3 separate regions of the Homo sapiens genome follow, and all the other regions are linked to region 3. A link is a contact called in ENCODE Hi-C or POLR2A ChIA-PET data. All regions are on one chromosome and are shown on one strand. The core of a region is the stretch at or near the end of the contact, and the rest is flanking DNA. Distances in the headings are between cores, read along the strand shown. Region 1 overlaps CDC42EP3 (CDC42 effector protein 3). Region 2 holds the start of CDC42EP3 (CDC42 effector protein 3). Region 3 holds the start of ATL2 (atlastin GTPase 2).

What was found. A loop is a pair of places that touch in the nucleus more often than their neighbours do. ChIA-PET counts read pairs that join two places held with the same protein, here RNA polymerase II (POLR2A). Pooled maps may share reads with other maps.
Region 1: a loop to region 3 is called in a pooled map, with 3 times the contacts of the local background. The contact joins the enhancer-like site here to the promoter of ATL2 in region 3. A Hi-C loop is called at or near these places in 1 of 37 single-sample maps with no recorded cell type and 3 of 50 pooled maps. POLR2A ChIA-PET finds 5 or more read pairs at or near these places in 3 of 52 experiments (GM10248, activated T-cell and activated naive CD4-positive, alpha-beta T cell).
Region 2: a map of CD4-positive, alpha-beta T cell shows a loop between it and region 3 (4-fold over the local background). The contact joins the promoter of CDC42EP3 here to the promoter of ATL2 in region 3. A Hi-C loop is called at or near these places in 1 of 168 maps with a recorded cell type or tissue (CD4-positive, alpha-beta T cell), 1 of 37 single-sample maps with no recorded cell type and 8 of 50 pooled maps.

The regions. Positions count from the first base shown.
Region 1 is chr2:37,652,831-37,655,622 of GRCh38, reverse strand. The region is part of intron 1 of CDC42EP3 (CDC42 effector protein 3); the gene reads left to right. Among named protein-coding and RNA genes, the nearest start is that of CDC42EP3, 17 kb to the left of the region's middle. RefSeq lists enhancers at 615-674, 1,342-1,551. Within about 2 kb of position 1,407, at least 25 of the 41 ENCODE cell types and tissues checked have a DNase peak (open chromatin) inside an H3K27ac peak, as active enhancers do.
Region 2 is chr2:37,670,206-37,672,905 of GRCh38, reverse strand. It overlaps CDC42EP3 (CDC42 effector protein 3), which reads left to right and starts at 1,264. Exons shown (of 2, transcript NM_006449.5): 1 at 1,264-1,480. RefSeq lists silencers at 286-455, 676-745, 756-815, 986-1,475.
Region 3 is chr2:38,375,998-38,378,697 of GRCh38, reverse strand. It overlaps ATL2 (atlastin GTPase 2), which reads left to right and starts at 1,425. Exons shown (of 13, transcript NM_001135673.4): 1 at 1,425-1,555. The coding sequence starts at 1,438. RefSeq lists silencers at 1,006-1,055, 1,126-1,285, 1,506-2,005 and enhancers at 1,256-1,505, 1,332-1,831, 1,832-2,333.

The DNA.
Region 1 (2,792 bases), core at 158-2,657, 720 kb after region 3:
TGTACAACACGTCCTGATAAATGAACCAGGCATGAGAGGACTTGCCCTCCTCCTGCCTTGTTGTAACTGCCAGAGTTCTATGTCCACATTGAGTCTTCCCCAGTAACTCATTTTTATAGGAAAAAAGGTCCTAATGGCCTCTGTTCAAAAGTGCAGACTTGGTGCTATGTGAGGTGGACCTTCTGTCTTCCAATTTTGCTTCTAAGAGATCTTTCAAATTAGATCCCATAAAAATGAGACGTGTACACAAATTAGCACTGAGTCTCACATATGGTATTTGTGGGTCTGTATATAATCAGGGTTGTAAAAGAACAATAAATTCAAGCTGTAGCTGAATCACAAATGAAAGTCCTTTAAAATAATGGAAGGTGAGATGTATCAGACTTTGAATGGGTCTTTAAAATACCGCCTGCTCGTTCTGGCTAAGTTCATTTGCATAACAGAGCTCAGCAGCTGGGGAGCCAGCTAATAGAGTTTCATAGTCTTGAAGCTTAGAGCTATGTCCTCAGTTTAGATGATATGGGGAGAGGGTAAGAATCTAAAAATAGAAAAGGCATCTTCTTATCTTCTCAAATGGGTGGAGTTAAACAGACTGAAAATATGAAAAGCATCCCCTTCGGGTTACTGGGTGCTTCTGGTTACACTGATTTCCGCCTTAGAAATTCAGCATTGAACTTAAATGAAAATCTAACACTATGGGGTTTTTTTCCCCTTCAATTTTAAAATTATTCAGAGAAGCACTCCTACAGAGGTTTGTAAAAGGATTGACATGAGCGTCCACATTGTAGTAATATTTTAGTGTTTCTGATCCCAAAGATTGGCTGGTCATTTCTATATTAGTAAGAAGACTGCCGTGTTCAAAGAGAAAGCTTCTTCAAGGGAAAGTCCGTGTGCGTTTTTCTATGGAAAAGTGACATGGGACTACAAGGAAATTGGCAGTGATCGTGTTCCCATACAGGAAACTCAGAATAAATGGGAACGTGAACACCTCCCTTCACGCACTGTCAGGGAGGCGCAGGGTAACCGCCCTCCCCTCTGTGAGAGCTTCATCCCATGGCCATACTTGCTGTCCCCTCCCCACCCCAGCCCATTCCATCTTTTGAGAAACCTGAGCTGTTACTTGGAGGAGCCAAAATCTTTCCTTGTAGTTTCTGCTTGGTAGCTCTAGGGCCTCCCAGAACAAGTTAATTCCTTTTCATTACAATTAAATGAATCCTTCAGATCCCTTAAGATTAGTTTTCTCTTTCTATGAGTTCTCTTTAAGCTGCTCTATTCCTTCAGCCTCTTCTCACATGTCCTAATCGAGCTCCTTCACTTCCTCCCATTTGCCTCCCTCTGAACATGCGGGGACATGTTCCAGGTAGCCTTTATCCCTTCTAAATGTGGAGCCTAGGATCATGTTCTGGGCGCTTGGCACAGTGGAATTATTATCTTCTGGTTGGCAGCAGAGAGACATAGCCCACAGATGGTTGGGGGTAGGGAGGCGGCGGAGGGTACTTGGCCGAGTCATCATCCTCCCCTAGGACTGTTGGTTCCAACATGCAGGAGGAGTCGCTGGATACTCTGGCATGGGGCTCAGATGGTGCAGTAGTGCAGTGGTGCCGTGACTGGCCGCATAGTGCGACTGTGCTGAGGCAAAGCGAAAAGTGATCAGAAGCTGGAATGTCCCTGAAGGATGTGACAACCGAGCCAGAAAGGGGAAGTCGGATGCAGGCTCACTTCCTGCAAGGAGGAGAAAAGAACAGAGCCGCAGGTCCCTGGGGGCAGTAGCACCCCTCAACCCACCTGCCCATTTTTATACATGTGTGTTTTAAATTAACACTGCAACCTGTTTTGCAGGATGCAATTTTTTTTTTTTTTTACTTTTTCTCTCCACTAAGAATTAATCTAAAAACAATTAGTAGGCAAACCAAACATTCCTTTAAAATAAATGGAATTTTAAAAATATCCCAACTCCTTGGTTCTTTTCAGAGTCCTGTAAGTTGCCAGTGCATCAACTCTAAGTAACTTAGGAGCTGATTTTTCTGTCTGTCATTTTTTAAAACCGCTTGATTTTCCCTTCCTCCTGGCTGCTGCCCTGTTTTGATATTTTCAGCATCATTCTGTTTGCCAAAAAGATGGTAAGAAATGAAGCAAAGCACCGCTTCAGTTTTTTTCTTAACCAAATTATTTATTACTGCTGTGATTATTTCTATCATTATCACTGTCATTTACGCTTCAGTCAGTCACAAGAAACTAGAATTGTCTAGCCTAGTGCAACCCGGCTCTCTTCCTTCCTTATAAAAACCAGGGCCGTAGCTTCCTCTCCGGTCCTTTTGTGTATTGAAACTCTTGGATTTCTCACACAACCTGTAAGGGAGCATGTCCGTTCTCAGCAGCACTGTGCCCACCTGTCTGCCTGCCACATGTGTTCTCTCTGACCTGCCACATGACTGACTGGCAAGCTGGACCCTTTTGTTGGCAAATCTTTTCTCTCTAGTGCCCCAGGAACTAGAGCATTTGTTTTTAAAGGAATCTAACTTCTGAGATGAATGTTATCTCCAGTGTTATCTATGAAGGGAAAGAGGAACAAACCATGATCCAAGAACTAGGAGAAAGTTTGTGGAACTAGAAAGAAACCAGGAATAATTGTGGGAAGTTCAAATTTCAGGGTCAAGGTTTTTGAGAAAGGGCTAACTATAAGAACCTTTGTCTGTCTTTTAAGATTTAGGTAAGATAGTGGGAGTAGAGAAATGCAAGAAAACTAGAGAGCCAGGCATGGTGAGGCTCATCTGTAAGCCTAGCTGCTCGGG
Region 2 (2,700 bases), core at 15-2,514, 710 kb after region 3:
CGCACCCTCTAAGGTTTCAGACAGACCCAGGGCACCGCGGTGATGACCTGAAGCTGATATCTCTCGGCAAAGCCAAGGTATCCGGGAGGTTCTCCGCGTTGTGCCAGGATTTCCATCCAACCCGAGAGTCTCAGGGCAGAGGCCAGGCCCCCAGCGTCCGACTCCCAGGGGTCCCAGCCCCCTCCCCTGGCTGACCATGCGGGCTGGGACCTCCCAGCCGGAAAACACCGCCCTTTCCTGTCGCCTACTCCTTCCCCAGGCCGACGACTCGCGGAGGAGGAAGAGACGGAGGCCGATTAAGAAAATTAGCATTCATTAACCCGGTTCACGCTCCGGCCCCGGCGGAGGGGAGGGGCGCGCCGGGCGGCGGCGCTGGCGGTGGCCGGGTGACCGGCGGGCGCAGGTGCCACCGCGGCCTGAATTTTACTCTCTCGGGCCGGCAGCTGCGCCACTTGCGCCTCGTCGCGCGTCTGGGGCAGCCGCCACCGGCTTGCCCCAGCTTTAGGCAAATCCTTTTGAAAGACCCTGAGGGAGAAGAAACGCCTCCCTCTGGGTAGGAGAACCTGTAGCGTCTGCTGTTCGTCGCGTGTCCAGTTGCTCAGCCGGGAGCTCCGGCATCTTCAGGGCGCTTATTCCACTCTCCGGGTTTTGGCTGCAGCTCTGAGGGGAGCGAGCTAGAAACTGACAGAACGCGACCCTCCCCCTCCGCGCCCACCGGAGCCCGGGCTGAGAGGGACCTGGGGAGCTGCGGCCTGGCCGGGGCGGCGCACTCAGGTGGCCTCGCTTCCCTGCGGGTCACCGCCCGCCACTCGCACAGCTAGGTCGGCCTGTTGGGATCGGGAGAGGTGGGCGCACGAGTTTTAGTGCGGGAGTCCGGGGTGCGGGCGGAGTCCTATTGTCCCCGTGCACCCGGGCGGCAGCACCTCCGGGTCCCTCTTTAAACCGAGCGTCCGGCGACCTTTCTTTGTGCTTAGGGAGTCGAAAGCGGCATCTTCTCCGAGAGAAGTCGCCTACTGGGGGGTGGCGCTGGGGAGGTAACAATGGGCGCCCATTGTCCTCCGAGGGTCCAACGGTGACCCCCCCCCGCGCGCGCGCCCGGCCACCGGTTGGCCCCGGGCCAGGGCACAGGTACCGCGGCTGGGAGGGTCGGCCCCGCTGCCCGCGCCCTCCGCCCCGCCCCAGTGAGTCCCCGCGCCGCCGGCCCCGCCCCGCGCCGCCCCGCCCTCCGCAGGTTCAGTCCTCGCGTCCGGCCGCCCCGCGCTCAGTCGCGCGCACCTTCTCTCGCGGCCGGGGGACCGCAGCGCGGGGCTAGCCCGGAGACCCGGCCACCGGCCTGGGGCGCCTTCACGCCGTCTCGGAGCGGATAATGCGGTGAGCAGGCACCACGCCGGCAGACTCGGCTGGATCTGCGCACAGCGGCAGGGATTGCGTGCGCCCGCGGGAGGCCCGGGGCAGCGGCTGGGATCCTCAGCGGCGGCCGGTGAGTCGGGGCAGCCCAGGGCTCCTTCCTCTCTACCTGTCTGTGAGTCTGTCCCGCCCGCGGCCGTGGCCGCTTCCGGCGTGCGCTGGTGTTAGGCTGGGAAACCAGCAGGGAGTCGGGATACCCAGGGCATCGCTTTCCCATCTAGTGTCCAACGGAACGAAGGGGACATAAAGCAAGCCAGGAGGGGGTCCGGCGGCACGACCAGGACTCAGAGCTCCACCATTTGTGCCCACTACTTTTCAGGGTGGGGCTGCGCGGCCACATTGCACCCTCCGAGCTATTGGCAGAGCCATTCTGGGCGCGTATAGCATTTTTCCATCTGAGAACAAGCCGCGCTTGGCTACCGCGCCCCTCGCATCATGGATTGGTACCAGGGCCGCACATGGGTGCATCGCACAGCTCTGCCGTGGCATCGCCTGCCCGGTGCCCTCCTCTTTCTTAATGGAGGACATTGTTAGTGGGGCGCCAACCTGCAGATCTGGATATTGACTTTTTTGTTTTTTGACGGTGAACAGCTGAGACGTTTACAAGGTTTTTTGTTTTTTGTTTTCTTCCCTTTCTCCTTGAAACTAAGTGGCTTGACACAGACAAGTATCAGACATGTGAGGATGAATGGATCTGGCCATTTTTTCGTTATGAATTATTATACTCTATCCCTCTCTCGACTTTGGGAGGCATGTGTTTCATCTTATAAATAGAAAGTAGCATATTTTTGGGCAGGATCTCCTTTATACTGTGCAGTCTAGGAGAGGTCAGTTTAAAAATAAATATGCACTTGAATGTTACATTACTGAGAGCCAGGCTGTGGCTGGGACAAGCTGCGTGGACAGCAGCATCAAAGCCGGGAGCGCAGCTGTGTTGAAAGGAGTAAAAGCCCCAGAGTGCAGCCTAGGCTGACAGTCAAGTAATTACATTTTGTTTAAAAAAAAAAAAAAAAAAAGTGAGCGAATTAAAATGAGGAATGTCAGGAGGGTATTGCAACATGAATCTTTCCAGCCCTGGCGTATTTGGAGGAGTGGGCTGCTGCTGTGTGCTGAGGTTGTAGGGGGGCTCTAGGGAGGGAACTGATGAATGTGTTAGGGAGACAAAGATTCCATCCCCATCTCCCAGCTCTTAATTCTCACAATATCCAAGAGTTTCTTGGGAGTACTGCCTTTTAAAAGGAACAAAAATTAGGAGAGCAGCAGATGTCTGTATTTTAATAGCAAAGCCAGTTT
Region 3 (2,700 bases), core at 176-2,675:
GGGAAGGGTAACTGTACTTTAGATTGTGGAGGTGGTTCAAGTCCCAGAACTAGAATCTTAGTAACTCAAAGAATATTGCCAAGAACACGTATATAGTTATTCTCCTAGATTTATGTGACAATGATGACAAACTCCATATTCTGTTGAAATATATTTGGATGGGCCGGGCGCAGTGGCTCACGCCTGTAATCCCAGCACTTTGGGAGGCTGAGGCGGGTGGATCACGAGGTCAGTAGCTCAAGACCAGCCTGGCCAAGATGGTGAAATCCCGTGTCTATAAAAATACAAAAATTAGCAGGGTGTGGTGGCGGGGGACTGTAATCCCAGCTACTCCGGAGGCTGAGGCAGAGAATTGCTTGAACCCGGGAGGCGTGAGCCACCATGCCCTACCTAGAATGGTATTTTGAAAGCTTTAATAACACCAGTGCTTTTCTAGAGATTGTGCATGCTGTGAATTTTAGACTTATGAAAAGACCTGGACAAAACAGCTGTTTGTACACCCGGACATCTGTTTTTACTGGAGAAGAGGAATTTCTAATGCAGCTGGCAGTATGGTAAAAATCCAAAGGGATCATGTTTCACAGACGCCTCCACGGGCTGACTTGTAATTTAAAAAGTGACCTGAACTTTCTACTGGATGTCACTGGATCCCCAGAAGAAGGTTCATCACAATTAGGTAAGAACCTGCCACGATTCATTTTCCGATTAGAGTGCTTTCTGGCATGCCTCTGCAAGGTGCTAGGAGCACAGGGCCAGGGTATACACAGTTGAGAAGATGGGGGAAGGTCTCATAAGTAGATGGGGAGCGAATGCAAACAAACCTTAGGATGGTGGGGGGGAGGGGAAGCAACAGTAGGGACTTGGGTGAGGAAAGAAAAGATCAAGAGGAAAAGCAGGGCACTGGCAACAACTTGGGGGGTGGATGGGGAGAGAGGAGGGGAATGGCTGTGATGAGGAGGGGGCGATGAAAAGGAGAGAAGGGGTGCGAAAGCCACCTCACGTGCAGGACGCACGAATCAACGATTAGAGATGTAAAGCGAATTGGGAGGGAGGGACTTAGTTCTCTGGAGCTCCCTTCTGCGTTTGCAGAGCCTGGCCCAGCGCTAAGGGGGTGTGGTGCTGAGCTCAGGGAGGTGGGGGTGTGAGACGGCGGCGGCAGGGACACCCCCGCCCCAGTCCAACCAGAAACTTGGAGCCGGGGAGACGGATCTGCAGGCGGGCAGGGCGAGGGCGGAGCGAGCGAGCGATGGGCGGGGCGGGGGCGGAGGGAGGGCGAGGAGATACAGGCGGAGGGCGAGGAGATACAGGCGGAGGGCGAGGAGATACAGGCGGAGAGCGGCGCTAGGACCCGCCGGCCACCCCGCCGGCTCCCGGGAGGTTGATAAAGCGGCGGCGGCGTTTGACGTCAGTGGGGAGTTAATTTTAAATCGGTACAAGATGGCGGAGGGGGACGAGGCAGCGCGAGGGCAGCAACCGCACCAGGGGCTGTGGCGCCGGCGACGGACCAGCGACCCAAGCGCCGCGGTTAACCACGTCTCGTCCACGACCTCCCTAGGTACGGGCCAGCGAGGCAGAGGCCGCGGGGCCCTGATGGGGAGAGACGCTCGCTGCTCGGGCTCGCGGGCACCGGCCGCAGGCGGCGGGGTCGGAGTCCGCGGCTGGTTCAGGTCTCCTCCCGCCGCCGCGCCTGCCCGCCGGGCCTAGCCTCAGCCGCGCCCCGCGCTCCCGCAGCGCGCGGCCTGAAAGGGCGGCTCGTGGGCCGCGGCTCCAGTAGCTGCTGGGAGAACCAGTGGCGCGCGCGTCTGCGACCGGCCCGGCCCCCTGCCCGCCAGCCCGCCGCGTGGCTGCCGCCGTGTCCGCCCCGACCTTAGGGGGCGGCCTTGAGCCGTGGCCGCCTGCCCGGGGCGCGGGGAGGTCGGCTGCGGCTCCGCTCCGTCCGGCGAGCTCCGGACGCGGCGGGGCGACCCGTTAGCTGGTGGGCGTTCGCTGTCCCTTACGCGGACAGGGAGGAAGGGGTGGCCAGGGCATGATGGGCCCCGCGGAGGAGGAGGTCGCGCGGGGAGCAGACACCTTGCTGCCGGGTCCGAAAGCTCCTTAGACACCCTTCCTGGAGGGAACCGCAGTCCGCAGGCCAGGGCTCTGTCCCCGGGCTCGCGTTTCGGGGCTCCTCGGCTCCCGAACCCATTCGCGCGGGTTGTGCGTGGCTAGGGTGCAAGTCTAGATTTTCGTGTCAAACTGGGGTTATGAGCCGTTTACGAGTCACTTGGACGATAGTAAGGCCTGATCACTCTGAAAGTGTCTGTAGTGTGAAGTCACCTGATCCTTGGCTCCCTGGTTTTGCTGAATGTGAGCTCCTACTGTACGTGTACCAGGAGCGCCCCTGCCCCCTCGAAGACGCAGTTGCGTTGGCAGCGCAGTGTATCCCTCTCACTCATAACACCCCTATTTATAGGAGTTTAGCGTTTGATCTCTCACTGTGGTGCGAATTGATCGCATGAAATCCTGATTGAAAATTTTGATGGTACTTAAGAAAGGCATAAAGTTTTTTCAAAGGCTTATAAATAGTAAAAGCCTACGATTTGGTAAGTACGGCCAAGATAAGAGTTTATTATTAAATACAGATACGAGCTCGTGTCTTAAGATTTCTTTTTTTACGGTGTGTAAAGGTTTTGCTGGATAAAATGTAAAGCATTTTGGTAT